Linked DNA regions of Homo sapiens: all the other regions are linked to region 2. Evidence: chromatin loops called from intact Hi-C (ENCODE). Cell type or tissue: CD4-positive, alpha-beta T cell. All regions are shown on one strand. Each heading gives the region's core, and the rest is flanking DNA. Links, peaks and the distances in the headings are about the cores only.

Region 1 (11,005 bases), core at 1-8,000, 85 kb before region 2:
TCTTCTGCTCCTTATTGTATAGAACAGTAACCAGCAAATAGTAAATACTAGATTGTTACTGAGTGAATCAGTGTGGCGGAATCAATATGCAGTCAAATATACAGAGGATGTTTTGGAGTCTTGAAAAATGTGTAGGTGAAAAAGCAGTAAATATTACATATATATAATGATCATAAATTATTTAGTGGTAAGAGAAAGAGTTAGAGGGAAATATCTCCAAAATATTAATAGTGAGTTGCTTAAGGGAAAAAAATACAGTGTTATTTCCCACTCCCACTCAATTATATCTTTACAGTTTCCAAATTTTCCTCGGTGGGTACAGATTATTTTCACAATAAAATAGTTTTTAACAACATCCTCTCACTTTCTAAAGTAACTATCAATGTGAATGGTTGTGGCTAATGACTGGAAAAAAAAGGGGCAGTTCAGAGAGGTGAGAATTTGGAAAAAGAAAATGGATCTTTCCTGTGTTTCATTGAAAACAAATGATTAAAATATGATTAATATAAAATAATAATTTTAACAGGCTCAGCTGTGCCTATTTGAGAGGCAGTAAACTGCAGTGGCTCAGAACTCGGGAACATAACTTGCTGGATACCAGCTTGGGTGAGCTGGGAAACCCATGAGCTCACTCTGTTTCAGTTGCTTAACCTGAAGTTACTTAAACCCAACTTCAGTTTTTGTTTTTTTTTTCTAAATCTGTGAGATTTTTTTTTCTAAATCTGTGAGATGGGGTAACATTAGCACTCATATCCTATTGTGAGGATTACCAAAGTTCATACTTGTTAAAGCATGTCAAACAGTGCCTGGCACATGTTAAATGCTGTTAATGTAAGCTCTTATTATTAACCATTGTTCACCTTATATGAGGGACTGCAGTGAAACAAACACAACCATATTCAGCTTCATTCTGGACCTTTAACTCTGCCAAAACCCCTTCCTGTCTAGAGCAATACTTCCCTTTCCCCTTTTCTTGTTTTTCTCAGTGCTGTGTCGGGTCTGTGACATCAAATATTATCTTGCGTGTATGGCCACCAAGCCTGTATTCATATATATATATATATATATATATATATAGAGAGAGAGAGAGAGAGAGAGAGAGAGAGAGAGAGAGAGACACAGAGATGTATATATGTCACTTACCCCACATACTCTGAAGCTATCTGCACATGCAAGTAGCCACAAAGTTGTAGTGAGACTTTTCAATTATTTGCCATATATAGATTTTGCTGTATGTAGGAATACTCTACGCAATCACCCAGATAAGCTTCTCAGTTATTCTTGGCATCCTATTTTAAGATACAGAAAGAATGGGCAATTGACTGAGCATAAATTAATTCCCTTATTTTTTGAAAGGTATATATCTTGTCTAACCAACAGTAGTCTTTTAGGGGGCCGGAAGTGGTCCTGAAACAGGGGGCACTCCTAAACATCTCCAAAACTTAAACCAACATCAAACCCATTGAAATCTCATATCCTGTGAAGTTTCCCAGGTTAAGACAATTAAATACTATAGCTGTTTACTACTACCAGAAAGAGGGACCAAGTGTTAGTTCCCAAGTCCTCACTAAATCTTTTATAGATTCTTACACTAAAAAAGCACACAATGTTCTTTAGATTAACACACCAAATTCTTAGCAGGAAGTTAGAGTATTCCCAGTAAATCCCAAGCAGGGCCAGGGGGAGCACAGGCATTCATGTGTGTTTGACCTAAGGCTCTTTCTCTAGTGAAAATTATTTCTCTTTCACCAGTAAGAAGAACCTACATGAACAAGTGCTGAAGGAAAGAGATACCTGCCCATCTCAGTCAAATGACCTAGTCTCAGTTATCAATGCAAATGGTGGATATCACCACCATTTTTTTTCCAACATCCAGGGCAGAGAAAGAATCTGTGTTTAGCTTCAGTGAATTTAGGGTTGACACTAATGCTTCAATAAGGACAAAGATAACAAAAAGTTGAGTGGCTAAATATGTGGCTCTTTAATGCAGACCAATGATTATTCCAGGAATCTTCCTCTCTCTCCAATTTCCAGGATTGAGAAACAGACTAAAATACTTAGAAAGCAAACCCAGATCATCTGAGTAAGACATTATGCTTCAAGAATGGAAGATAACCTACCAGCTTTACCATAATCTCAGGTTTCTAGAAACATATGTAATACTACAAAACAAAAGCAAAGCTCACCTTAGGTTGAAGAAGGACATAAACAAAATATAGTGATGCATTCCCTGGGTTTTGGGGAAAATCTATCCGGATGAAGCTTGGTGATGCTGATGGCAGACTATTTAGTAAACTAACAAATTTTGTGAGACTCTATCTTGTAACTTTTTTTTTTTTTTTTTTTTTTTTTTTGAGGCAGAGTCTTGCTCCGTGTCCTAGGCTAGAGCGCAACAGCGCAATCTCGGCTAACTGCAACCTCTGCCTCCCGGGTTCAAGGATTCTCCTGCCTTAGCCTCCCAAGTAGCTGGGATTACAGGCGCCTGCCACTGCACCCAGCTAATTTTTGTATTTTTTAGTAGAGACGGGGTTTTGCCACGTAGGCCAGGCTGGTCCCAAACTCCTGACCTCAGATGATCCACTCGCCTCGGCCTCCCAAAGCTATGGGATTACAGGCGTGAGCCACCGCACCCAGTCAACTTTTTTCTTTCTGTCTTGAACGCTGTTCATGCTTTAAGACTTCCTGATGATTACTAAAGTGGCCTATGTTCCTTCATACGGTTGACTGTATGTTGAATACACCATTGAAAGAATGGCTGAGAAAAAAAAATCGAGTGAGTCAATAAGAAAAAATGTGAACTCCAAGATTATTCACTTTCTGGAGAATCCTTCTGTATCTCTTATTCTACTTCCTCAAGTAATATTAGCATATTTTTTGAACCAAGCAAGCAGGAATAAAACCTGTCGCTTCAAGTTTTCTGTTGCACAATTTATTTTGAAGGATGTCATTCTCTGATGTTATATCTAAATTTTGGAAAGAAATATTAAGAATGTGGATGTTCAAGAATCAGAATTTGAAAAAACAAAACAAGTCTTGTTTCCTTTTTAAAGTAATCTACTGCAGTTTTTTGTGTGTAATGGTATTGCTTTTGGAAGTATAATTCTTTTCATTTTAGACTGAAACAGTATTGTTTTGTACAAAATCAGAAAGCATATTCATTTTATTCTTTCATTATGCCTTGATGTACATATGAACATCTATCTAGCTGTCAGGTTTTTTTTTTTTAAGTCTGTTCTGTGCCCTGAAAGGGAAGTTAAAAAAAAAAAAAAAAGTTGTGGCATTTCACCACTCAACCTTCAAAGTGAGAGGTGAAAGACACACACACACACACACACACACACACAGTTTGCAGAGCAATCTCAACTGTGTTTCCACTTCCTGCTGTGCAGCAGTACCACCAAGAACCTTTGCCTTGGTTCTCAGCTTTATTTATTTTGCTTTAAATGATATATACAGGCTGGCTATTCAAAAACGGTTCCCCATCCCCCACCTTTGAAATCAGTGCTGTGTTGATATTGAAATTGAGGTACATCTCATCTTGGCAGTGCCTTGGTTAGTTTACCACTTAGAATCAACTCATCTTGTTCTACGCTTTTGCCAAGGGCAGTATCACACAACAGGTAGAAAATTAATAAATGTATATTGATAACTATACTTATCAGAATGCCTCTAGTGAATATTTAGAAAGCTTACTAGGCCTAAATCCAGGAGCTAAAAGGTGAAAATTGTATTTACTTTCAACATATGGACGGTTACTGTCCCAACAATGACAGTTTGTAGCTTAAAAAAATAGCGCCAAAATTCTAGGGTTATATTTTTCTAAAGTAAAGTCTTCAAGAAGTTTTAACATTTTATTAATTGAATTACCAGCAAGATGAAAGCATAGGAACCTTCCTTTCATCTGATATTCTAGGAATCTTTGAAATGTTTGTATTTTTGCTCAGTTTAATATTGTTTGAATAAATCTATGAATATTTTTATTAAAATAAAGATTAGCTCTGCAGAACAAATTCAGTGCAAAGTACTTCAAAACTTAAAAGATAATAGGGTAATTTTTATTTACAAGTAGCATGGTATATTGTGGGAAGGCGGATATGGCAAGCCCACACCGTTATAATTCCAAGTATGCCATTAAAATAGCCACAGGAGAGGTAGGATCAACATGTTCTGAATTGTCAAATGAATGAGAAATCCTGAGCCATAAGTGAAGTTTTCTCATTAGGTTATAGTATGTTTATAGATTTCAAGACTGTGATTTTATAGTAGCTATGAAAATATTTTCAGATAAATGAAATATATTAAAATAAGCTTAAACTCAAATAACTGAATTATGAATTATTATGGAAGGTATCTAGAGCATTCTTTTTTGTTGATTTTCTTTATTTTATTTTATTTTTTGAGACAGCTTTCTATTCTGTCACCCAGGCTGGAGTGCAGTGGCACAATCTCAGCTCACTGCAGCCTCCACCTGTTGGGCTAAATCCATCTTCCCACTTCAGCCTCCTGAGTAGCTGGGACCACAGGCACGCATCACCACTCCCGGCTAATTTTGTTTTTCATAGCACATTACATTACCGATTTCCCAGTTTATAAGTAACCAAGATGCTCAAACAAGCAAATATTTTCCTTGAGTATGACTTACTACAAAAAAGAGAAAGAACAGAGAAATTAGTTCTGAAAGTGCATTTTTCTAAAGCCCATTTCAGTATTTGATAGCTCAGATCATATAGAAGTTTTAGTCAAAATGCTAAAGAATATTTTATTAATATTCTTCTATTCCATCCTTTCCTTCAGTATTTCATAAATTATTTAGTTAAATGGTATTTTTTACCATGTTTCCTGAAATGTCATTGATTTTAATCCACCTGAGAAGTCATTACCTCTATCTGTATTGAGAAATAAATTTGTCTTTAAGGTTTAATAGTAGTCTTTATTATTTAATTTCCCTTTAACTACTATATTTTGATGCACTTTATAGTGTATTTTTTTTTGTGAAAGAAGTAGATTCCGGCAATTGATTTCCATTTGCAACCTACCTCCCTTATTAAACGGAAGTCAGTCATTTTAAGAGAACATATTTGCTTTGGATTCAAACAATTTAAGGGCCGGGAAGTGGGTTGGGGGTTATATTTAAAGGTATCAGCTAGTCCAGATGGCCATCTAGCTTTTAAAACTGCCGCCAAGCAACTTAAATATGTTTTATTCTTCAAAGATTTGGAAGCAATACAAGAAATATTCTACTAATGTTCTGAAAGAATAAAGGAAGGAAGAGGAAGGAAGGGAGAAAGGGAAGAAGGGAGGGAGGGAATACTTAAAAACAAAATAAGTAGTATGTCTATATTTTTCTTCCAAACATTTGCCCCATATTTTAAAAAATTTTAGTCATCATCACATACATGATCTTAAAAAGTCACTAGATATTTTTGGGAGTTAGTTGGTTCACCTCTAAACACAGGAATTTCAGTTGGTCTCTATAATTTCTTCATAGCATAGAAAACTGCTCTGCATGATTTTATACCAAGGAATGCTATGTTGTCTGCCAAGCATGAAACTTCGGAACTAAAGGAATTCATGAGTGTCTGGGGAACAACATGTTCTGAGCTACATGATTCTGAATCACTTAGAGTTTGGTAGTAAGTGTTTTATGCTATATTCAGATATCTGTAAAATTAGTGATACATATAGAATATGTCAAAATATTTAGCAAATAAATATGTCTCATGTGCTAAGAATTTTACTCTTTTGGTAAAAGCATATTTTATAAAATTCCACTTAATGCAGATCCTGCAAATGAAAAGAAAAATTAACAAAGCAGTCCTATTGTGATTACTGTGATTCCTGATTTTAACTTACGTTGAAATTGATGGTCACATACAGATAATAGTCTAAAAACTCAACCACATACTCATATGTTTCCAAAGATTCAGGAATTGGGCATTATGTGGATAGAATGTGTAAGGCTTACTAATCTAAGACTTTTCCAACAGTATTCCAAATATGACAGCAGTCACCCAGTTGGGCTCCTCCAATAAACTTATTTATTCTCACCAAGTCTCTCTTTCATGGCCTTAATAATCATTTCCATTGGAATTTCAATAGTATTAAATAAATTATGAATCACACAGGAATAACTCCAACCTTTGTAGCAAGAATACGAGCTTAAATATATTATGTATTTTCTAGCTTATTATCCCCCTGGAATTTTTGACAGAGATGCCTGTACAGGAAAATCCACTAGCTTCCTAAAATGTGAACAAACTCTTAAAAACTTACTGAGGTATAGATTTAGATCATTTAATTACATTTTCAGTCATAGAGGCTTATTAGAAGTAGGTTATTAGATTCTGCTTCAATGCTCTATCTTTAAAATGCTTATTTTCCCAATTTCCATTGTTCTTATGTTTTCCTCAGACTTCCACTGTTAGTATTCTAATGCATCTTCACAATTATATCTTTCTCTATTAAAGCAGGACTTCTGGAGGTTTTCTCTGGAGTGGTGGTTTTTACCCCCAAGGCTAGTAATTTACTAGTTGACTTATGTAGGGTCAAGCCAATAGAGGAATCTCACTTTATTCTACATAAATATACGCATGAAACACCTAAAAGAGATGTAACAGACTTTATATACTTGACACACCCTATTGGAAATGTCACTTTTAGATTCAAAATTACTAAACCTGCCTTCTCTTACCTTATCTTCCTGTTTTTATCTCTCAAAAGGACAACATGTGAATCTGTTTTCTCTAAATATAAAATAAAATAATTTATATCCCATATAAGTATAATTATATTTGACTATACTTACACAGTTATATCTCTATAAGCAAAACTAATTTATCATTTATAATTTTATCATAGCCATCTCTCTTTTAGTTGACAACTTTTGTTTTGACATGAACCACAGAGCTTGGACATCAAGTTTTTAGATATTTTCACTCATGGGCTCCATGTTTTTCTAACACTGCTATTTTAAACTTCTTTTTCAGAGTTAACTTTTTGATTCCTCCCTTTAGGTAAATAAATATTATTTTAAACTTTCAGCCATTTTTATGTATCTATAAGTGTAAAATAAATGTAGAAAGAAGCACAAAAAAATGTCTTTTTCTTCCTCCTTTGTGCAACTCAAAATGGCTGAATTGATTTACCTCCAAATATCTACATAGAGTTTAACCCTGAACAGACTTGAAACACACACAAGGTTTTCAGAAACTTCTAAGTGACCAGGGACATAGAGGAATAACAAAAGTCATCTTGAAACCTTAAATACACTGGTTTTTGCCACAGACATTGTAATTTACTAGCTGGGGATGGAAACCTCTGAAACAGCCATTTGTCTTTTAGTTAAAATGTAGCCTCATAAATACATGCATCTGTCCTGTGTATCTTTTTTTAAAAAAAAATCCCAAGAAGTATCATTTGTAAAATAGGTTTCATGATATGTATTACCATTCACCAAAGTATTTAAACGTTCTTTCTTTAGAAAGTAGAATCTTGCAGATTAGAATAACTGTGTTGAAAGGATAAGAAATACTCCTTCACAACTGAGGAGACATCCTGTTTCATCCTTGGGTTTTATATGATTTAATAGAGGTAATGCTGTCATGCAGATAGTACCTTTTAAATAACCTCATTTAAGACCTTGATGGGCCTTACGTAGTCATTTTCAGGGGGAATCAGTACTACATCCAATTCAGTCATATGTATTTTAAATATGGAATTCTTTTAGCTAAATATTCAAGGTTTGTGTTTGGCCAGAGACAATTTAAGTTAAATTTAGGAAATATCTTTGAAGAGTTTAATTTTCTCTTTCTCACCTTTAGTTATGTATTAATCACTAACCCTTGAATTGCTGGTGCGTTTAAGGAAGAATGTTACAGATGTGGGCCCAATGCAAGTGAAACTATTGCTACTCATAGCCTTAAAGACTGTCTTAATATGTACTTGTTTGAACTGCTTCCTCTCTACTGGACCAGTTTTTCCATCCTTTTCTGTTATCAGCTGAAGAAAGATCTATTTTTGAAATTTGTTCCCATAACTAAAATGTGGTGGATTAACTTTGGCCATGAAGCTAAGTATTGTGAAGACGGAGATGTAAAAGTCAACACTATTAAAATCAACCACTCTCTGGGGACCTATTCTCCTTTTGATAGACTCAGAGTGTTCATTAGTTCTTTTGAATTTCTATGGGAGATCTGTGGGCAGAACCAAACCAGGAAATAGTTGCCTCCTAACTTTGAAAATACCAGGGGACCACATCGACACTTTCCACTATGTCATTCTGCTGACCCTTGAGCTCTGCTTTTATCTTCCTTAAATGAATCATTCCACTGTGGTTTTAATTAAGAAAAATCATGTTGTGGGGAGTGAAATGATCTGGGAAGGATCAAGCCAAAATTTATACCTAACTGGCTATCTTACAAACACAATGGATTTTTTTCCTGCATAATTCATTCCTTAAATTTTAAAAAATACCCTTAAGGAGAGGGGGGAAACATCATTTTTACAAAAATATTTTAATTAAAATCTTAAAGTGTTCATTTATTAATTTTATCAGAGGTATATAATTAAGCAACTCACTGTAGGTAATTAACACTCTGGATTGTCTAACACTGTCTAAAGTCCCCTAATCATTTAAAAAAATAGTTTCGCTTCTTTTGAAGCTCCTGTTTTTGTTTCCTGGGTGCTGTGATGAAAACCAAACAGAGCTGATATTTTCTTAGAATAATAAGCAACTTAAAATTTAAAGTTGTTTTGTAACTGTAATGTCTTACCTGACTGTGATAGTCTAAAGCGATGGTTCTAGAAACTGAATTTGTGACTCTTAGAATTGTGCAGACTATTTTAAAGGCATGACAATATGTTGGAAAAAATGGTTATTTCCAGGGAGTTTCTTCAGATAAAAAAATGGTTTAAATATAGTAATAAGTGTAATAGAGGAATTTAGTAAAACTAACACTTTTTAACAGTTTAATAGTAAGAACTGAGTGAGCCCAAGAAACTGAACTGGAGTTGAAAACAAACTTGTTCAACAATAGAGAAGAAAGGAAAATGGAAGCAACAGAGAATGGAGCTGTCTTCATTGCATGATTAGAGTTAAATGCAAATATGTGATGTTTGGTTTAAATGAATTTAATTGATCCTATAAAATAGTCCAGACTTTAGATGCTACATCTTCTACTATTTCTGTAATAAGCCAGATATTGTTAAATGAACTTATGTCAATGTAACTGACTAATAGAAGCTAAGTTTATTTTGGGAGGACTAATATATTCAAGGAAATTTTTCATTATGTAAGCAAGTGATTTGAAGAGACTTAAAATGGCTTTCATGTTTATGTTTTATAAGTTAATATCAGCTCCTGAAAATACAAACCACAACTACATTTAACACCATGTATGTAAGCCTACTTTTTCTAAAAAGAAAAAAAAAATCTACCTGAAGTAAGTGGAAATTTACCTCTGGTGCACAATTCAGAATGGAATATTTTAAGGACATGATAATAATGTAGTTTTTATTTTTTTAACCAAACCATGAAAAATAAAGTCCTATTTTATAACTAGGCAGACTGAAACAATTTAAGATGCTTATTATTGGCTCATTAATTATTTATTTAATTCTATCTTTTGATCAGATATTCTCTACAAAGTACAATGGTAAGATGCTTGGGATGCAATGTAGAGAAAATTAAAATTGTGGGTGGGTAGGCAAATAGTGTAATATAATTCAGTGACATTTACGTTCATGAGTCCAGTTGGCAAAAGGCATCGTATTTTTCACTAAGTGTAGGAAGAATCATAGAGAGATTCTTAGAGATCACTGATTCCATTTACAGTGGCCATGTAAATTCCTTAAATTCAAATGCAGCCCTTTTAAGGCCCACAGGGACAAGACGTTGAGAGAAGAGAAACAGCCCTATCAGCCTCGAAGTGAACAGGAGAGTGCTCCCTGGCACAAGGTAGTGTCTGAACCTGGCCAGAGGAAAACTCAGCCCAGAAATGTGTACAGCGGGAAGGGGAGCACTGTGGGAGCGGCTCCTGGGGATGAGGTCTGCAGTGCATCTAAAGAGAGTGTTAAAAGTAGAGGGGAGAGTGTGCACTTGGTTGGAGAGCTGGGGTTAGTCTCAGACACTTACCAATTATTTGTTATTTGGCAAATGATGTAACCGAGACTCTGTCTTCTCATTTATATGATGAGGACTACAATCTCATGTTGGTTAAGAAAATCAAACGTGCACAAAGCTAGATGATGCCCCAAATGGACTGGACAGGTCCCACAAATAGGGTTTTAGATTTGATGAATCTCTCTTTACTAATTATTCACACACTTAAATACTAAAAACATTTTATGTTGATAGAATCTCCATGGAAAATTCATCTCTGGACACATCTTCAGGCCCTGGGGAGCTTTCAAGGGAACATTTAACTTTTCAAGTAGGCAAGGAGGATGATACAAAAGAAGTTTAATTCCTTTGAAAAATCTATGGGTAACGGATATTATTTGAATTACAATGAATGATCAAGAAATATTTCCTTCTGTCTATGTTTGTTTCTCCCCATTTTCATAGCATCTAAAATATTTGGTTAATACCATTTAAAAATATCTAATTTACCACAGAGGGTAAAAATCAACATATTGTATATCCTGGAGTATCTTTACCGTAATTTCCAGTATAAAGTAAAAGGTTAGCCAAGTACTAAGCCATTTGCTATAAAATTTTTAAAGTCCTCTACAACTGAAAAAATTGTTTCCATTTCCTTATGGAAAAAGAGCTTCAGAATGATCAGAATGACTTCTCCATGGAAATTAATATACAATAAAATCTATTTTTTCTCCTTTAAATGAAATTGCTTCCTAGTTTCCAATGGCTAGCTCCACAAAAAAATTACTTGCTCCAGTATAAAAATGAATATTATTGGGTAGCATCTGGAATTCTAGCAATTGAATTCAAGTATACCTCATCCTTAAGGTCTCAAGCTACATTGGATTATTATAAATAACACACTAG
Region 2 (11,033 bases), core at 1,621-9,620:
TGCAAGTATATTGGGAGAACAGTGAATTCACAGTCAGAACTTAGAAGACTTTGGATTTAGTCCCAAGTCTGTCACTGATTCTCATTACAAACAATTATTTACCCATTCTGGGCTAAAATCTTCCTTTTTTCTCAAGAGAAGAATTGTGACAGATGAAGGCTAAGAGCCTTTCCATCCCTAATACTCCATGACTATTTGTAGGCAAAGTATGTTTGGTGTCCTTTTAATGGAGTCACAGATATTGTATCTTCATGAAATTACCTACCCAGTTCTGGGGCAGTTCACATGTAATTTGCACTTTCTTCCCCAGTAACAGCATTATGTTGATTGTACAAATGCCACAGAACACATACAAACTTGGTAATGCAAAAATAGAATTTGGGTAAGAAAAATGTAGTGTGTTGCATGAGAGAACTGTGTTGAAAGAGAAAGGCAAATAAAATATAAGAATGAGAAAAAGTGTCTCTCTTTCTTTGGGTATTTTTTAAAGTCAAGGGTTATCAATTTTTCCGTGATATGTAAATAAATTTTAAAACACTGTTTATTGTTACAATATATATGTATATTATTTCCAATGAATAGTTAACATTTAAACCTGAAAATAACTACCAAATGAATTATACAACTAAGCACTTAGAACAGCACCTAACACTTTTATAAACCCAATTATTGTTAATTTGTTTCCCCATATGTAAGGGTTTTTAAATGCTGTTTCTTAAGGTTCACCCAAAGCTGAAAAGCTTCAAACCTCTAAATCAAAGAACTTCTGAATTTGTAAACTTTGAGATATGTTCCTTGTCTTACCAGCTGGAGAAAACCTATTTTTCCTATAGTTTTAGTTAATAATTCTGTAAAAATCTATATGAAACAACAAATTATTTTCAGAAAATTTCACTTCATGTAGGAAATTAGTTAGAATTTTCATTAGGACCCAGAATACATTATGTGGGACTGATTTCATTCATACTGAAAGCAGAAAGGAAATGACAGGTGGACTCCCTCTACTTCTTTTAGTAGGGTGGTTACTTTCTAAAATGTGAAAGTGACTTGTTATTGCTTGGATATTGTATCTCGAAGACCTCAGGACCTGTGTCATTCAGTGAACTAAAAAAGTGATTCATATTTCTTAGGTACTTGCAAATAGAAATTTGATTCTTAGAAATTAAAGTTCAATTGTGTGGGAAGATGTTTAAGTTTCAAGAATGGATTTGAGTTGACTTCTATACCCTCCCAGCTAGCAAAATACCCCGTGAAGAGCCCGTGATCTCTCAGATAAGACCAGGCATTCATAGCTGAAACAAAAAAAAATAGTAGTTTGACTTTTATTTCATTTTGATCAGCAGAAAAATATAGCTACACATGCTTTGCTACAGCAAGTAAGAGGCTTCCTACATGTTTAATTTAAATAAACTGATTCATCTAGTCAACAGAATGGATTGTTCTATTCAAAAGTAAGTAGAAACCATGTAATCAAAAGTTACAGATTATATTTGTTTAATAACAAACCATAATTAATTTTGCCAGAAAGGTAGAAAGACCAACCTGGATATGTTTCAGACCAAATAATAACATCAATAGTGACAAAGACAATAGTAATAATGAGAGCTAACACTAGTGCAGGACTTATTATATGCCAGATACTGTTGTCACTAAGGAATTTATCTGTATTAATTTATTTAATCCTTACAATAACCTTAAAAATAGGTTCCACTATTATTTTTATCATTGTTTCTACTGTCAAACAAAATTTAATTTGGGAAGTTTCATGAGACCCTAGTTCTACCATTGCCTCTAATTTTGGAAGGGTGGGCTTAAATCCAGTTATGGTTTTACAGTTCTTTACTTAGAGAAAAAAAAAATTAACTTCCTCTAGCATAGGGCACTTTCTCCCTACAGATAATACAATAAAAGCTTTTTTTAGTATGTCACTGTCCAACTATCTTTCTTTATTGCCTTTTTCATTCATATCTTACTTATCAAATGAATATTTTTGTAAAAGTCTTTCAGAAGCAGTTACATTGCGTTTTCTCTTGAGAATTCATTACATGTGCTTATCCCCAAAGTCTCTTCCCTTAAGTCAAATTGTTCTTCTTCCCCATTTCCCCTGTGGGCTCTTTCCAACTACAACAATGAAAGTGTCACTCTTGGACTCTCCCTAAATTCATCTGTAATCATTTTTTCACTTACTGTAAGTTCTCATGGATACATAATAGTTATTCAGCTACTGCTCGGTTGCAATAGCTCAACTACTTATATGGAGCTCCCAGGATGGTACGGTTTGAATGTGTCCCCTCCAAAATTTAGGTGTTGCCAATGTCATAGCATTGGTGTGGTGTTTGGCAGGGGATTAGGCCATGAGGCCTCTTTCCTCATGAGTGGGATTAAGGTCCTTATGAAAGAGGCTTCATGGGGAGTTGGCTCGTTTGCCTTCTGCCTTCCTCCAGGTGAGGACACAGCATCCCTCCCCACTGTGGGACGCAGCAATGCGACTGAGAGCAGCGCTATCCAAACAACCAAATCTGCTGATGCCTTGATCTTGGACCTCTCAGCTCCAGAACTGTGAGAAAATTGATTTCTGTTCTTTCTAAATTACCCAGTCTTGAATATTTTGTTACAACAGCATAAATGGACCAAGATAAAGGAAGATGAACTATTTGGATGAGCAAGACAAAAATAACAATACATCCTTGCCAGAGCCGTGTTGTTCTCCCCAGTCACGTCATTCTTCAGGCCACCTCAATTACACGACAGAATATTGAATATAATCTCTTTATCTTACAAATAAGAAACCGAGGCACAGCGATGTTATGTGAAAAACAGAAGGCCACCTGATAACCAATAGAAGAAATAAGACTTGAATCCAGGACATTCTTAGACTCAGAGGATTTTTCCATTATTTATTTATTTACACAGCACAAAAATATCAAACACTTTTTATATGCCACTTACTCTGGTGTTGCAGAACTTTTCCTCAAGTGTCGCATCATTGCGGTTTAGTGGAAACTCTATCAGCATCAAGAGCCCAGGGATCTTAGACTCTTGCTGACACTAAATAATTTTGCAACTTGGAAAAAATTTACCTCACTTTCTCAGATGTAAAATCTAAAATAATTGTACCAGAAAGACACATGCATGCGTATGTTTATCGCAGCACTATTCACAATAGCAAAGACATGGCATCAACCTAAATGCTCATCAATAGTGGACTGGATAAAGAAAATGTGGTAGATATGTACCATGGAATACAATGCAGTCATAAAAAAAGAATGAGGTCACATCCTTTGCAGTAACATGGATAGATCTAGAGGCCATTATCCTAAGTGAACTAACATAGGAACAGAACACCAAATACTGAATGTTCTTACTTATAAGCGGGAGCTAAACACTGAGTACCCATGGACACAAAGAAGGGAACATTAGACATTGGGGTCTACTTGCGGGTGGAGGGAGGGAAGAGGGTGAGGATCGAAATCTACCTACTATGCTGATTACCTGAGTGACAAAATAATCTGTACACCAAAGCCCTGTAACACACAATTTACCTATATAACAAACCTGCACATGTACCCACGAATCTAAAATAAAAGTAAAAAAAAAATAAAAATAAACTCTAAAAAGTAGGAATTTTGGAGTGAGATCATTCTTATTATACCTACAGATACAGAGTTAATAAGGGTATATACTACAGCTTTTATAAAAGAAGGGAAGCAGAATGCATAGTCTTAGGTCTGTGCTTTACTACTTTATCAGTTAGCTATTATTCCCTGCTGCTAGAGACATTACTGCTTCCCTGAAATAGATACAAACAAAATTGTCATATATAAAATTGTATTTCATATATGTGTATAATAAACATAATATATTTTAGGTAATGTATGCGTAATGTATAGATACATAAACATTAATGTCATTTATAATATATAAATGACATTTGATATTATATATGTAAAATATTTTCTAGTTTAACTGTAACTTAATTATTTCCACAGCAGTGTAACATCTTGCTTTCCATTTCCGTAAAGGCTTTTCCCATATGTATTCTATATTATGGTTGGTGCCATAATATTGCTTATTTCCTGAGAATACCATATTTTCTCCTTGCTCACATTATAAGTAATTATTTTTTCTTGAAATTTAATTTTCAACTACTTTTAGCTTTTGTGTTTTGATTTACAAATCATTATTTTCAACATGTAAAACAATCCATGTTTACATGCTTATACATAAGACAACTGTCTAATGCCTACTCTCTGGGAATAAATATTGTAGCTACACTGAATTTAATTCTAGTCATATTTTTCTTTTTTTTTTTTTTTTTGAGATGGGGTCTTGCTCTGTCGCCCAGGCTGGAGTGCAGTGGCATGATCTCAGCTCACTGCAAGCTCCGCCTCCCGGATTCAAGCAATTCTCCTGCCTCAGCCTCCTGAGTAGCTGGGATTATAGGCATGCACCACCATGCCCAGCTAATTTTTGTATTTTTAGTAGAGACGGGGTTTCACCATGTTGGTCAGGCTGGTCTCAAACTCCTGACCTCATGATCCTCCCGCCTCGACCTCCCAAAGTGTTGGGATTATAGGCATAAGCCACCGCGCCCGGCCTAGTCATATTTTTCACTGTATGTGTGTGTGGCAGGGGGAATGGGGATTGTTCCTATGCATATAAATATAAATTTGTTCCCCTTTACCTCCCTTTTTCCCAAAATATGATTCATGCTTTGTATTTAGTTTTGCATGATACTCTTCTCCCCACCTCGACTTTTTATGAGCATTTTCTCATGACATCAAATATTCTTCAAATAATCTTAATTGCTGCCTAAAATCCAATTGCAAGAAAGTCTTATGAATTAATTGTCTTTCCGTTTTTGTGTGCTATTTGGTTGTCTCTTGTTCTTATTAATATAAATAATCCTGTGATAAAGACCCTGGCACATAATCTTCGACTACTTGTCAGATTCTTTCCTTAAGCTGAATTCCTAGAATGGGAATCACTGCATTCAAAAATGAGTCTTTTTCAGTTGTTTTGTCTTCTTTAATAGATGAATCATTTCGTCAGTGAACAAAGTAATGTATTCCATATACAGAATTCAAAGCTTCACATTGTTAAATTTAAAAAAAAAAGCTTTTATGTGCCACCCTTCACTAGATTTTATCTTAATACAATAAAATTTCTTGCATGCCCTGCCGGATTCCCCATAGTCTGATTCCTACCCATCTCTCTAGCTCAGTTTCACCCCCTGACCTGGTCTCCATGATTTCTCAAGCCCAGGTACACTGGCCTGATTTTTGTACCTGCACCTGTTCCCTCTAGTTACCTTTCTTCTCCAGCTATCTGTCTTCACAACCCAGTGGGTGCAACTACCTTTCAAAAGAGTTGGAGCTTCTATTAACCCATTTGTGTTGAAACATGTGTCAAAGAGAAGTTGGAACATTTCTCTTCCTAAGACAAATTATGAGGTGCCTATCTTCCAAAATATTTTCTCAGAGGTCAGTTTTTTTCTTCACTGAAGAGTGAAGCTTATCTCAGCACATTTTTGTATTCATGTAATATCCAGGGTTTATAAGTTATATGGGAATTATCCTAGGTCTATATCATCTCTCTCCCCCTTCCATTCTCCACTCTCTCTGCCTGTCCCACTCAGATTTCAGTCCAAACCCTGGAGTGACAGATTTATGGCAATTCATCTATCTGTAGCATTTTATACAAATAATAAAGAGTATCAGTTAGGTTGTGCTTAGCTGCTGGTAACAGAACTTCTTGCTTACGTGGCTACAGCATATCAGTTCCCATAACAGGAAGCTTGTGTGTCAGTTCCGTACCCATAGCTCAAAGAGCCAGGTTCTTTTCATCTTTTTTCTCTGCTAACCACAGCGGGTTGGCTCCTGTCCTTGCGCAGGTAGCCTCATGGTGGCAAACTGGCTGCAGCAGTTCAAAGGGTCATGCCCTCACACATGATGTCCAGAAACACAAGGAGCTATTTCTTCCTTGAGTCTTTTAATTTTTTAAGAACCAGAAATCATTTCTTACCAGGTCTCCTCAAATATATAATTGTCCAGAATTGGATCATCTGCTTCTACTAAACCAATACCTGTAAGTGAAACGGGTCACATAAAATATAACTGGCCCTAAAAACCAGTCATGATTCATCTTTGAAGCTGTGGGGGTCTCCGACTTCACTGAAACACATAGTGTTTCTGTTAGAAAATTTTAAAAAGTTTGAGACCAGCCTGGCCAACATGGTGAAACCCCATCTCTACTAAAAATACAAAAATTAGCCAGGCATGGTGCCACATGCCTGTAATCCCCGCTACTCGGAGGCTGAGGCAGGATAATCGCTTGAACCTGGGAGGTGGAGGTTGCACTGAGCTGATATCACGCCACTGCACTCCAGCCTGGATGACAGATTGAGACTCCGTCTCAAAAAAATAAAAAAATAAAAAAAACAATATCTGGAAATTATATAATATGATAATAAAAGTTGATGAAAGTTGATTGGAAGAAAATGAGAAACTGGTGAATTTGGGATTTTATGAGATGTGAATAAGTTTTATGGAGCAACATTTACTCATTCTTTTTCTCTCATTCAAACATTTACTGAACTCTTCTGTTTCTTCTGATTCATGAACAATTAATATTAAAAAGTTTCCAAAACACAGCTGTATATTCTATTTGCCTTGGGGCTATAAGTCATGCAGAAGAGATAAGCAGGTTTTCCATTAAAAGCATAGGTTATTTTCAAAGGGATACTGAAAACCAATGCAATTCCTGGAAAGGTGTGGACCAAATATGACTAACAGAGTTGTAATTATTTTTTGTTGGCCTGCTAACTATTCATGGTATTTCAGAGATTAAAAGAGAAAAGATTAGCTATGTTGTATTTCTTCCGTTATTTATGGGTGCATAGAACAGTAAAAAAAAAAAAAAAAAAAAAAAAAAACCACACAAAAACAAAAAACGTGATTAAAAGCATTGTAGTCTATGTTAACTCTTGGTTCTATTTAAATGACAGTTTCAGATCATAGAACAATTTTTTTCAAAGCCACAAAGGCTTTCATTTAAATGTAACAGGAAGGCCCATATTTAAAAAAAAAAAAAAGTCTTTTTTTCTCCAGGTAACAAATACATAAGAGGATATAACACAATGACAACAATGACAATGCTTAGTTAAGTAAATACCATGAAGCTTAATCCTCCTTTAAAGTTTAGATTACAGACCTACTCAGGAAGGAACAGTCAACAAACTGGCTGGATAAAGCAAACTTGCATTAAAATAAATGAGTATCTGACAAAACACAGTTACTGCATAATGGGCAATCAGTGTAGTGCAAATCTTTCCAAATTGCCAGGAAATAGACCATAAGCCATCTTATTTTAAGTGAAATTCCTCCCTTGGAAAGCATCAGGTGATTCAGGCAGCCCTAAATTATTCGAGATTTCACTCGCAGTGTAGGAACTCTGTGGGCAAGTTAGCCTTAGAGAGAGCCCACGGGCAGCAGAGGGCAGCTAGGCCAGGCACCCTTGCTGTCAACACCTAGCCAAAGTTGTCCAGATACAAAACCTCTCTATACGAAATTTATGTTTGTTTTCTATTCATATAGGAAGTCAAACTTTAATCCTCTGAATACACCTCCATTTGATAATCCCCTTATTCCCCACCTTTTGGTAGTCCCTTTACAAATATATATGGTTACAAAAGGTTATCAGTGTTTAAACTAGCAAACACTTCTCTAATATAGAATATATTTTATGTTTCCTTGAAGATTGTTTTCCAGACATTTTAGTAGTTTTTTAAAAATTAGAACTTAAAGGATTGATTTCCTGGGTCAGTCTGTTATAGTGGAAAAAAACTAATTTTGGAGTCAAATCTCTGCTCATCTCCCATGTACTGTTCTATCACTTTCTAGCCATGTAACCTAGGCCAACTTATTTTACCTCCCTGAGCTTTCATCTTTAAATTGGAGGTGGGGAGACCTCCTTCACAGGGGGCATTATGAAGATGAACAGAGTTAATGTATATTTTTGAGCATTTGGTCCACAGAGTAAACATTAACCTTTTCCTGCCTTTTTATTAGAGTTGCCCCCATATTTAAATAATGGTAAAATACAGCAATTTGTTTTCCAGGCCACCCCCTTTCTAGGCACCACCTTTGTCTCCCAGGAGAAACTTCCCGAGCCTCATCGCTCCATCTCAAATAATTGCCACCATTCCCATTCCCATGCCACCATGTCCCTGGCTCTCCCACATCCTCATTAAAAGGTACTAATCTAGCCTTTCACTAGAGTCTGGAGATAAAATACTGGATATGCTGCACAGTCACATTCATGCCACATGTGTATTAAACTTGGAATCATTTAAATGAACAGGCTTTATAAGAAGAAAGAGGAGAAAGAAAAAAGACAACAAAATATGTTCAGTAGTGTAAATGTTGTCATCATTTCACTGCTCAAGTATCATGGAAGGAGAAAGAAGGATTCAGGAGAAGTTACTTGTTTTGTTTTGTCTTGTTTTGAGACAGAGTCTCGCTATGTCACCCAGGCCAGAGTGCAGTGGAGCAATCTTAGCTCACTGCAACATCTGCCTCCCCGGTTCAAGCAATTCTCCTGCCTCAGCCTCCCAAGTAGCTGGGATTACAGGAGCGTGCAACCACACTCGGCTAATTTTTGTATTTTTAGTAAAGATGGAGTTACGCCACGTTGGCTAGGCTGGTTTCGAACTCCTGGCCTCATGTGATCCACCTGCCCTGGCCTCCCAAAGTGCTGGGATTGCAGGAGGGAGCCACCGCGCCAAGCCCAGAAGAAGCGATTGTGGGTAAAGTCATGACTACTGTCCTTGAAGTGGTCCTCAAGAGTCAGTTTGACCATGGCTCATTTTTCCTCTATTTTATTTATTTTATTTTATTTTATTTTATTTTACTTTACTTTACTTTACTTTTTACTTTACTTTACTCTACTCTACTCTACTCTACTCTACTCTACTCTACTCTACTCTACTCTACTCTACTTTACTTTATTTTATTTTATTTTTTGAGACGGAGTCTCACACTGTCGACCGGGCTGGAGTGCAATGGCATGATCTCGGCTCACTGCAACCTTGCCTTGCAGGTTCAAGAGATTCTCCTGCCTCAGCCTACCGAGTAGCTGGGATTACAGGCGCTCGCCACCACGTCCGGCTAATTTTTTGTACTTTTAGTAGAGACGTGGTTTCACTATGTTGGCCAGGCTGGTCTCGAACTCCTGACCTCGTGATCTGCCCGCCTCGGCCTCCAAAAGTGCTGGGATTACAGGCGCGAGCCACTGTGCCCGACCACGGCTAATTTTTGGCTAATTTTTTTCTGTAAGTATTCTGTCTCCTACAACAGGCTTATTACCTCCTTGTCCCACAAAGCCCACCTGTGTGGTTTAAAGCTTGGATCTGATTCAGATTGCATTGTCCTGTCACTTTTCAGCTGTGGGGCATTAGGTGACTTAATTTCTCTGTGCCAGTTTTTAATTTGCAAATTAAGAATAACAATAGCAAACAACTAATGGGATTATCATAATGATTGAAATATCCATGTAAAATGCTTTTCATAGTTTCTGGAATGTAGCAAGCATTCGCTAAAATTATTATGAGGTAGGAATGACAAATTTGCTGACCACAGTGACTGGGAAGGGGTAGCTGAGCCCTGCTGGGTCTGTCAGAATTCTTCTCTTAAGCTATTTCAAACTACAGCTGGGAGAAAGAGACTTCTTTTTCTTCTGCTCATAAAGATTTAAAGATTTGAGTTTACAGTTCCTGGACCCACCACTTATTTGAGAGAATGTTGTTAACACAAGGATAGAAAAACAAGCATCTTCCTTCAACTCAGAGGTCTATAGCAGTACACTTCCAATAAAACGCGTTTTTGCTTAAGCTAGAGTTGTATTTCTCTTCTCTACAAAGAGTATAATCCTTTCTAATGTGTGCATTTTGAGGAATAAGGCACATGGACTGCACTTTACCTGCACAGGTCTCCAGGTATTTGAATGTATCTATTTTTCAGGTAAACTGGGTGTGCAAATAGCATCTGCTTTAAAGTTAATATGGAACCTTGAAATAGTCATTAGTTGGCAATTTAGTGTCCAATTCATATCACTGATATTATTAGAAGTCAGTATTTAGTAACATTTTCAAAACCATATTAAAATCGAATTTAGGCCGGACACAGTGGCTCACGCCTGTAATCTCAGAGCTTTGGGAGGCTGAGGTTGGCAGATCACCTAAATCAGAAGTTCAAGACCAGGTGAAATCCTGTCTCTGCTTAAAAAAAAAAAAAAAATAATAATAATAATAATAATACAAAAATTAGCTGGGCGTGTTGGCGTGCGCCTGTAGTCCCAGCTATTCGGGAGGCTGAGGCAGGAGAATCGCTTGAACCTGGGAGGCAGAGGTTGTAGTGAGCTGAGATCGGGCCACTGCACTCCAGCCTGAGTGACAGAGCAAGACTCCATCTCAAAACAAAATAAATTAATTAATCAAATTTATTTGTTTTAAGATAATGATTTTTGTCTGCCATTAACTACTATAAGTCAATCCTTTGAAAGACATTTAATTTGATAATACTAATATGCTGACCTAAAACTCAAACTTACCAAGTTTGTTTGATATATTATAATTTACTCATAGTCCAAATTGAGGCTATTTGCATTCTGGGTGTCTTTTTCTGTTTTGCCTCCCTTTGATGATTTTAGGAACTTTACGGTGAATTCATCTCAGAAATACTGCTTCACGATATCCAGCTATAAATCTGAAAGACAGAATCTGAGAAACAGGCCAAGTCTAGAAAGAGGAAGACATACTTAGGGAAATGAACACAAACACTACTGTACCAAATAGAAAATACGCAAGTGCAGATGAGACACACTGCCTTTATCTTCACGTTATTCCACATAGTAAAATGAATTCCAGGTGGTTTATGAGAGTTGCATAAAAAAGTTACACCACAGGAATCATGGAAAAATTTTAAGTAAAGTCTGTATTTATACGTAGGGATATGTATAATTATATAAAGCAAATA
Region 3 (10,489 bases), core at 2,490-10,489, 110 kb after region 2:
CACTAATAAAGTAGACAGTTCTCTAAAAACACCAAGAAAATATATAATAACAATAATAAGAGATGCTATAGAGGAGAGAAAACAAAAAGTCAAAATATATAAATCATTAGCTTCCACTGGGAATAAATCAAAGCAATTGAAGCTAATCATTATTTAGAGGAGAATACTTTGCATAGTTAAAAACAAACAAGAAAACATAACGGCAACAAAAGACATTACTTGAATATACGGGTCAAAAGTGTTCACTAAGTGCCACGCAAAATTAAAAACAAAGTAACTTAGAATAAAACTGGCAAAATTGTTGAATTTCAAGTTTTAAAGAAAAAAATTGACAACCACATGGGCAAAACGTAAAAAATTTACACTGTTTCCAATTCTACTTAACTCAGAGTGCCAGAATATGATGTCATAATGAGATAAAGTTTTGAGAGAAAAATATGTCATCTAAGGATATTTTAACCGAGTACAACCTAATTTATGTGCTGGTATAACACTGACCTCCCTGCTCAGATATGCAGAATTTAGAACATAAACTGCCCATGGATACTTGCTTTGAAACTTTTACTTAGAAGATGTCCATCAGCAGGCTAAGAGATGGATAGTATTTTAAAATTAATGAATGAGATATGTGAATCTGAAATTACTGTGGTACTTCCTGTTATAGTTTTAAAATATATTTGTTTAACATGCTAAGAGCTACCTTGAAAGGTCATTGGGACTTTTTAGAGTAAAAAAAAAAATTAAAAATAAAAAAAGACCAAAAAGCAGGGATGTTCACAATGAAAGAAATAAGTTGTTTGTCTATATACTAATAGCATACGGATATCATAATATAAGTAACAATATAATTCTAATGTCTAGTAGATATAAAATTTGCTATATGATCATGAATATCTTACAAACATTACATAAACAGATGTAATATTGCTAAATAATTTTGGATTAATTGGCCTTTTGGAAAATAATTCTTAAATTGGATCCTTATCTTACACTTTAACTTAATGTAAATTTAAGGTAACATAAGGAATAAAATTTACCAAATAAAAATTTTTGTAGAAAATATGAAAAAATAAGTGGTGATGTTTCTAATCCTGGAGCAGTAAGAGAACTTTTAAGCATAAACATAGCAAAATTCACAAAGTACAAAATTAAATTTTGAAGTGTTTCTCGGAAAATCCTATGAAATTTTCTCTTACCATAATCAATAAGTAGATATGCAGAAGAGTTTTCATTAATAAGACAAATTATAAGCCATAAATATTTTAACCAATGACCATGTATCATCTCTGCTTAAACATGTTGTTACAACTGTTTATCAATAGCATTATTTTTTAAAAGATGCTAACAAATATTAAATAATATATAGCTTCCACTTATTATAAACTCCATATATCCCAGCACTGTATTTAAAATCTTACTTAAGTAATCCAGTTTGGCATTTGCAACAAATCTCTGGGGTGAGAGTTATCCATCTTTTTACAGATGAATAAACTAAAGCTGAGGAATAAGTTGCATGACAAACTAACTTGTAGGAGTTGAAGCAGGAATTGAACTCAGGCCTGAGGACAGACTCTGAGTGCTTAAGTCACTACATGCTTCTTTCTCAGTGTTAATCATATGTAATGTAAGGAAAGGATTACATCTGTTTTGTTCTTAGCTATATCCCCTTAGCTTAGCAGAAGGCACAGCTTACAGTAAGCACTCACTGAACAATTGTTGAATGCATGAATATATTTAAAGAAGATATTATACTAGAAACTGAGAGATGGGAGGCTAAAATCAAAATTATTACTTCAAGGAAGTTTTCAGTAGGGGGTTTCTGGTAAGATATGGAAATGTGGAATAGAAATAACTATAATACAAAGCAGCTTTTTTCAAGTGCAATACAGTATTCACAAATGCAGTGTTACCATTTCAAAGGAAGAGAGTCCATTACCAAAACAAGGTAAGAGGATTCCTCATACTAACTCTGTTATCATGATTTAGCTTTGAAAATAGGCAATATGGTGTTCTTGGGTGCTTTTTCATACACCCAAGATCAAGTATTCTTAGTCACCTAGGACATGATAGCATTATTAAAATTTCTACTTATGGAAAAGATTAATTAATCTAGAACAATCTATCTTAATAGTAAAATCAACGTGTTAGGAGAGATGTGCGTGGGGATACATTCACTAAAAATTAAGTAGTTTTGAAGATGTGATGGCTGCCCTATATGATGTCAATACAGGAGAAACATTGGTATAATCTTAAGCTTGTTATCCTGTACAGTAAGATAAATTCTAATACTGCAGTACTTAACTATGACAATAAATTAGATTCTTGTAGATATAAAGTTAGGAAGTGGTTATACAGGACGCTTTAATAGTGTGTGTTAAGGCAAATAATAAGAAAGAATGATTGGAGGAAAATACCACACAAATAGTGCACAAGCAACTTACTCCGTGCTTTTCTTACATTGAACTTTTTATTAAACTAGATTTCTTTGCCGCTCCATGAGGCTTACTGTGTTTCTTTGCTCCTCTTCCATATTAGGTAATATCCCCGTTACACTGAAAACAAAAATATTGCTTATATGTTTAAAATATAGAATCTAAAATTTGTTCATCTAGCAAGGCGCAGTGACTCACGCCTGTAATCCCAGCACTTTGAGAGGCTGAGACGGGTGGATCACGTGAGGTAGAGTTCAAGACCAGCCTGACTAACATGGAGAAACTCCATCTCTACTAAAAATATAAAAATTACCGGGTGTGGTGGCGGGTGACTGTAATCCCAGCTATAGGGAGGCTGAGGCAGGAGAATCACTTGAACCCCAGAGGTGGAGGTTGCAGTGAGCCGAGATCACACCACTGCACTCCAGCCTGGGCAACAGAGCAAGACTCCATCTTAAAATAAATAAATAAATAAATAAACAAACAAACAAACAAATAAATAAATAAATAAAATTCTTCATCTAAAGTTATTAAATTGGGTGATTTCTATTTAGAAAGAGTCTATACATTTGTCTGCAAGTTATTAGGTATCTGGAATTCCTGTTTTGGGGTTTTTTGTTTGTTTGTTTGTTTTTTGAGACGGAGTTTCGCTCTGTCACCCAGGCTGGAGTGTAGTGGCACGATCTCGTGGAATTCCTGTTTTTGCTTTCATGTTGCTAGGATTTTAGTCTCATTCTATTTGGTTTATGCATAAGAACTCAGATTGAAAAAAATAGTCTTATGTCATAATTTCTTTGAATAGTACAACATTCTTCTTTGCAACTCTTCTGTCTCCAGTCTTCTGGCAGTTGATGCCACTGCCTCAGATGCCTGATGGGCTTCCTGGCACTTTTATAATATATCACTGAGTATTGGCTTACAAGTTTTAGGAGAAAATAGAGCTGAAGACCTGAACTTTCCCATTTGGCAGCTCTTCACCATCAGTGCTCACGTCTGAATTGTTGACTATTCTTAAATCATGAAAGGACTTCTGCAAACCTTGTAAAGACCTTAGTTCAAAAACATTTTTATTTGTAGTTTAGAGACCCACAGAGAAAGTGACCTTTCAAGAAGATGGGTTCAACCCAGAGAATGAGGAAATGGCTAAGAACAAATATTAACCCAGTGAAATGAGTATGAAGAAGGCCAAGTAGGAATAGAGGCAAATTATGGAATCTGTATATTTTATTGGACTGAAAATATCCTTTGGCAGTACCTAGGGAACCAGGAAGGCTGGGGAAGGAGAATATAGCCTTAAAAATGTATAATCACTACATGGATAGCCATTTGTCCAAGAACTTTCCAACTATGAAAGACTTTAAGAATTTGCCTGACTTTTATCATTTACTTGTGTCAGAATTTGAACTCTTACTTTTATGTATGTAATGCCTAAATACATAAACATCCTGCAAATAAAAACTGCAACCTCCTGGAATGTGGAGCTACTTTCACTGCTGTTCTAAAAGAACTTTTCTCAAACATTCTCTAAAGTGAATACTTTGCCTTACTGATAACCAGTGCCATTGCAATACAAACCAAGCACAGAACAACAGAGATTGGGCAACCTACAATCTGCATTCAACTTGAAGACCTTTGAGGACGGGGTTCTGTCTGCACTGTCTTCTTCTGTGGGATGGTGGTGGTGTGTGTGAACAAGCGCAAAGTCCATATCCAGTGATACACTTTTAATATTCTATTCCTTAAATGACATATTTAATGCAACTGGCATTTATTGTCATGCATTAACAGGCAAACATATAAGTCGCGGGAAAACGCCATCCCATGCAAAATTTATATATATATACACACACACACACACACACACACACACACACACACACACACACACATATGTATATATATAAAGCATCATTTCCCAAATTGCAACATCAACATATAGCCCTACTCTGAGTTATGTGGTCCTAGAAGTCATGTGTCTTCTCATATATGTGTGTATGTGTGCTTGCCTAAACACACAAATTCAAAGTACTGTTCACTCTCATCATTACATTCTTAGCGAGTGTCAAGATTTAGAAAGAAATTATTGCTTATAGTGCTTCTAAAACATTGATATTTGTTTTCAATATCAAGATCAAATATCAATGTTTTAGAAGCATTAGAAGCAATCAATGTTTTAGAAGCATTAGAAGCAATGATTTCTTGAAATCTGAAATATCCTTTTGTGATCTAAGAAATTTAAAATTAAAAGTTACTTCTCAGGTATAAGGTCAACAGATAACGAGAAAAAATATTTAGGATCTCATTTTCCATTTTCCAAGATTTCAGATTAGGGTATTTCTTCAATCCTTTGAAGTCATAAACCTTTGACTAAATTTTCCCTAGAAAAATTGAAGCTGAAACTTAGGACTCTAAAAAATGAAAAGTTTTTAAATCATACATCAATATATACATTAAAAGGGAGATTGCTGATCCCCAAGGGGAGTGATTTTAGCTTGAATTATCTGTTTGATTTCATATATTAGACAGACTTTCATATATATGTCATATATATGAAATGTCATATGATAGTATTTCATGTGTATATGACAGTATTACAAATTCACCTTACTTTATGTAAACAAAGTTTAGTCCATACAACTTTAGTTTTCAAATAAATAGAAAATTAAAATATGCACCAAATACTTTGTCTCCATTTATATCTGGCTTTGTGATGAAAGTGAAGCAAGTTTTGAAAATTAGTATTTTTACTCAGTCAATTATCTAAGAGCACAAAGTAGATCTGCCTTGGTTGTTTCCAAGTGCTCCTGAATAAGGCCACACTTCTATGCAAGAATCTGCCAGTGTGATGGAAAGACAGAAGCAGTCCCTTCAGGTTCTTATTATTGTTGTTGTTGTTTCTTGAAACGGAGTTTTGCTCTTTCGCCCAGGCTGGAGTGAAGTGGTGCGATCTCAGCTGACTGCAACCTCTGCCCCCGGGTTCAAGTGATTCTCCTGCCTCAGCCTCCCGAGTAACTGAGACGGGGTTTTGCCATGTTGGCCAGGCTGGTCTTGAACTCCTGACCTCAGGCAACCCACCTGCCTCGGCCTCCCAAAATGCTAGGATTACAGGCGTGAGCTACAGTTGTCCAGCCTCCTTCTGGTTCTTAATCAGGAAACCCCAAATATACTTGACTGGTTTGTTGTCCCATAAGGTATGGACTTCTTGTGGGAAGTAAACAAAAAATAAATATTCAAAACCTGGCTTTATCTTGCCTAGTTTGTTTTTACAAATCCAAATATATCCATGTAAGGTATATGCAAAAATATCTCTTGATCTAGTGACAAAATCTGTGCATGCAAAATTAAAAGTGGCTTATATTAACAGAGAGAAAATTTTCCTTTTATATGCCTACTACTCATTGAATAATATATGTTTATTCAGCTAGTGTTTTGTGTTGTGAAGAATAAGAAAACTTAATTTGAAATTTGGTATTTAAAAACATTTTTTCCCGTGCTAGCTAAACTTAAACATACTATAATATGCTTCAAATTTTCATTCTAGTTTTGTTGTTGTTTCAAGTTTTGTTTTGCTATTCTGTGGTATTCTTAACCATTTCATCTTCCATCAGAGGGGTGTGAACATCATTTTCACAAGCAAATGAAAGATATATAAGAGGCCTAGTGCAAACTGTAACTTCCATAGATGTCAGCTAATTGTAAAAGTTAATTATTAAGTTTTGTTTACTAGAAAAGCATGACATGCTGCTTGCCAAAGTTTTTATATGTTAAAATAGTAATAAGGAGTTATAGATAAATGTGTTTCCTGAACTAAGGATAATTAAATTTATCAATTTTTTTTATTTCATATATTTACACAAATTTTCTCCCTCTTTATTTTACCTTAAAAATGTGATCATTTTACCCCACTCATGTTTCCCATCCATATAACTAAGCAAAGTTATTTGGCATTAAATCCTTCCTTCTCTGAACAGAAGTGATTCATTGTTCCAGATAATATCTAACACCTTCATAATTATCATTAATCTTTGAATTAATACAAATTTAGATATTTATATATTTTAACACCACACAAAATTCGTTGTAAAAACCTTTAGCTTCTTTAGTATACCTAAAATAATGTTTTCAAAGGTTTTTTCCTTACTGTAAGTTTAAAACCAATTCACTGTGGAAAACTAAACTGTCATCAGCTAATTGTCTCAACTACAAACATTTATTTGAAGTGTGTATACATGTCAGAATGTGTGTGTGTATAGCTTGTGAGAACAAGTGATTTAGACTATAAAATGCTGAAAAGAGTGAAGGCTATTCTTGCTATATGGTAGAAAGTGAATTCATAACAAGTATATTTTTGAGATGTTGGTCCTGTGCAAGCTTAACATCATTCAGCAGCGGAAAGGAATCTGGTGCCCTATTTGTACTTCCATCTCACCTCCTATTCACTTTCTTTGTAACCTTTTTTCTTCTTATGAACTTGGCATTCTATTGAACATCAGGTTCCCAAAGAGTAATAGCAAATAAGGAAGCTTTATGGGCTGCCTTAGCATCGGGTGCACCAGAAGACGACAGATCCCAAAGGAATGCGAGATGTGTGCTGGAGACTCACCCCAGCGTATTTACACTTTGATGGTCCTGAGAAACTTAGGACCCAAGGGTTGTGGCGCTAAATCTCATCAAAGGTACCATGCACATTTTAGAGACAAAAGCTGGCATTGCCATCCAGTGGCGACATCCGGTATTGCATGTTCAACCAAACCCCGTTTGTTTTGCTTGGACACCGTGTCCTACATAGAAAATAAAATACAATGACTTTGTTTATTTTCTCTTCTATCTTAACAATTCAATGTATGTAATAAGCAAGCAGAAGTAGTTGTTAAAGTATCTTTCATTTTAAGTTAGTTTTACTATTTCCCCTCTAGGTTTGGATGTAGCGTGTGTAGAATGAACAAATGTGTAGGCAAAATAAAAATTTACTAATATTTTTGAACGAAGATTTAAAGTACTTAAAATGGACTCCAAATGAGCAACTCTTTATAAGATCAGGGAATTTCTAGTGATTAAAAATCGCAATGGTTCGGCCCATTTATTTTAATAGCATTACTATTAACTCAAAGATGTATTGATATGGACTCACACCAAGGTTGTGATTATACCAACCTAAGCTCTCCAACTTAGAGTACCTGGTGCAGTTCACATGTGTGTGTTTAATAAACGCATGAACTAAGAAAGAAGAACATGGAGAGATTTTTCCTGTTGTCAGTTTGATGTTGAAGGGCACATTGTTTTTCTATTATGTTGCTGATTTCTGTATTTATTCCACATATATCAGAAACATTTCTCCCACCTTCTGGGTAAATTGCAATGGAGGTCTCACCCAGAACATTTAGGTTTGAATTGGTTAACAATTCAAGCAGCCCTACCTTTTCAGCACTTTTTATTTTTTAAAAAAAATAGCATTTTGTTTTTCCTTCAAACCTCACATCTTCCAAGCCCTTCAAAGAGCTGTACTGATGAATGCATGTTTCTAATAGACTTCAAGAGGGTTATCCTGGACGCCTGGTATAAGTTCAGGGGTCCCCTCCCCCTTTATTTACCTGTTATGTGTCATTAGCTCCTGCTTTTTTTTAATGTTACAAACTCTGTGTACTTTTTGTAGGCATTGGTTTTCAATGCTGCGTTGCCATTTGGTTTTCATTCATAGGAGAAGTTTAAAAGGAGAAATGAGATCTTACATGAAAGATTGTGCTCAGCACTTTTTATTTGGCAGGGGAAAATATGAGTGGAGTTATTTCACCTAAGACATAGAATTATTTTGTTACGTGAAAGACATTATTTATATTTTCTTATGTTAATACAAATATATAACGCATTCAAGGTAATCCACAAAGCTAAAATGAAAATCCAGTTATCTGAGATTTGTTTCCTTGGCATACGTACTAACCAGTCTATAGGGGGCCTTTGGCACATAAATGTTCATTTACTTTGAGCTTAGTGGCATCAGCCATTTTTAACAAACCATAAACTGCTAACAAGCTTCAACATAAAGAAGAAACATATAAAGACAATATGGATAAGATATGTAAATAGTAACACCCTGACTTACAATGACTTTTTTATTTGAAATAACTTTTATTAAGCAGAGTGAACTGAATGGATCATTTTCATGTATATTCACCCATTAAAATAATTTAAATATTTTCTTTAAAAAGAAAAAAATTGGTATTTGTTACCTTTCTGTTTTTCTGCTATATATTTTCTTAATATGTAAGCAAATGTTTTCTTTCAGAAAAGTTGGAATTCATCCAAATTACAACAACAAAAAAATATGCACACAATTAAGTATTCTTAGAAGTGCTATCCAGTGCCCACTTTCTTCTTGTTTGGAGTACATGTGTTTATATTCCACTCTTCAGGCCTTGAGCCTGCATACTGGGCTGTCTTTGTGTGGCAATATGGTTAGTTCATTTAATAAATTAATCATTTTGTTACTAATATTATTTTAAAATGCACACGTACCGTTCATATTTCTGTTCTGATCTCAATTACTGTTTGGAGTACTTGAGTTTATAAAGTGAAACACTGCTGTCATTATAGGATCAGTTTTTGAGAGTTTTGTGATGGCTTTGTCATTGGACATGCAAAAGACCCAAAGTGACAATACAAAGTAAGAAAGAATGGGAAGACTTGTTAAGAGAGAGCATGGCACTGGATCTCAGTTGTCCCTTGCTAGGAATTATTGTCATATACTCAGTGCTGACAACTATAGGTTGGAATTTTGCAGTGCAGTTGCCTTAAATTTTAACCGTGGAAATAAGCCATTTTCATACCCTTCCCATTGAAAACTGTTGTAAGGCTTGGTATCCTGAAAATCTGCATCTAGGAGATAGTCTAGTACGCTCCTGGTCACTTGGTAGTCCTCTAGGTTATCAGATTGACAGATCACAGAAAGAAGGGTGAATATAGTATAACAAGGTATTTTGAGAGAGAGAACTTTTATTCACCTAATTTTTATTAAAGTATATTGTTATATTTGTTCTATTTTATTATTAGATATTGTTGTTAATCTCTTGCTGTGCCTAATTAATAAATTAAACTTTATCGTAAGTATGTATGTATAGAAAAAACGTGGTATATATAGGGTTCAACGTTGTTTTGGGCATCCACTGGGGTCCATGAAACGTAGCCCCCGTGGATAAAGGGGGGGCTACTGCACACTTAAATATGGACTACTGTTATTCCCTCTGCAAATACTTCTTGGAAAGTTATTAAATGAAGATAATGTGGAGTCCTGTACAAAAATCAGTCAACTTAATAATACTCCAAAGACATTAGGCTTTTTAATTACTGGTAGAAAAGCTGTTGTATAAGTCTCACTTTGTATTTCAACTTGAAGCAGCTTCCTAGGATTCCATACCAAGATCTTCCCCTTTACCTGTCTATATTTTACACTGAGCTTGAAGAGATAGTTTAAGATTGGCTGTAGGAGAAAAAGCCAGAATACAATGGTGCATTTATAAGAACCTAATACCTGGGCAATGTGTTATGATGTTTAACTATTTAAAAAGAAAGACTTTATACTGGGAAATTAAGTCATAAAGATGCCACCATTCCCATCCATTGACTCCACATACCGCTACCCTCCAATGCCAAAGTCCACAGAATTTGGCCATCAAATATCTATATATAGTTTTGATGAAGTTAGGAGATTTACCTAAATTTATGTAATGTTTTATGCTTGTAAATTTGATCTAAATAGAAAAAGTAAAGTAAACCATTAAAAACCTCAATGGACAGTTGATGCAAAATATGGAAAAATAAGAATATCAATGGATGCAATCCAGTATGAAAACAGGCCTCATTAAAAGCGAAACATTCTGTCCTCCTCCTTTACAACACACTTACAAGATTTCCAAAATCGCATTTAGATGGTAGTTTTAAAAATGTATGAAACTGAATCAAAGTAAAAAATGTTTCACAGTGACAAAAATATACAAAGCAAAAGTTGCTGCTAAAACCAAAATAGATTACTTCTAGTTTTAAATATATATATTTTTGACAAA

Evidence for each region. Peaks named below come from ENCODE experiments on the same cell type or tissue, not always from the same donor. Only the 100,000 strongest peaks of a DNase experiment are listed, where the experiment ranks them.
Region 1: a loop joins it to region 2, with 6 times the contacts of the local background. A loop is called at or near these places in 6 of 110 quality-filtered maps.
Region 3: a loop joins it to region 2, with 3 times the contacts of the local background. A loop is called at or near these places in 3 of 110 quality-filtered maps.

Annotation. Positions count from the first base shown.
Region 1 is chr10:9,006,971-9,017,975 of GRCh38, forward strand. No RefSeq gene overlaps it. Among named protein-coding and RNA genes, the nearest start is that of LINC02676, 110 kb to the left of the region's middle. In CD4-positive, alpha-beta T cell, for the core only: no CTCF peak of the experiment used is centred there; a DNase peak (open chromatin) is centred at 3,331.
Region 2 is chr10:9,090,654-9,101,686 of GRCh38, forward strand. No RefSeq gene overlaps it. Among named protein-coding and RNA genes, the nearest start is that of LINC00709, 180 kb to the right of the region's middle. In CD4-positive, alpha-beta T cell, for the core only: no CTCF peak of the experiment used is centred there; DNase peaks (open chromatin) are centred at 5,838 and 7,028; H3K27ac peaks cover 432 bases.
Region 3 is chr10:9,202,239-9,212,727 of GRCh38, forward strand. All of the region lies in intron 4 of LOC101928272 (a long non-coding RNA gene), which reads right to left. Among named protein-coding and RNA genes, the nearest start is that of LINC00709, 68 kb to the right of the region's middle. In CD4-positive, alpha-beta T cell, for the core only: CTCF peaks have their summits at 7,157 (motif pointing left) and 7,359; a DNase peak (open chromatin) is centred at 7,143.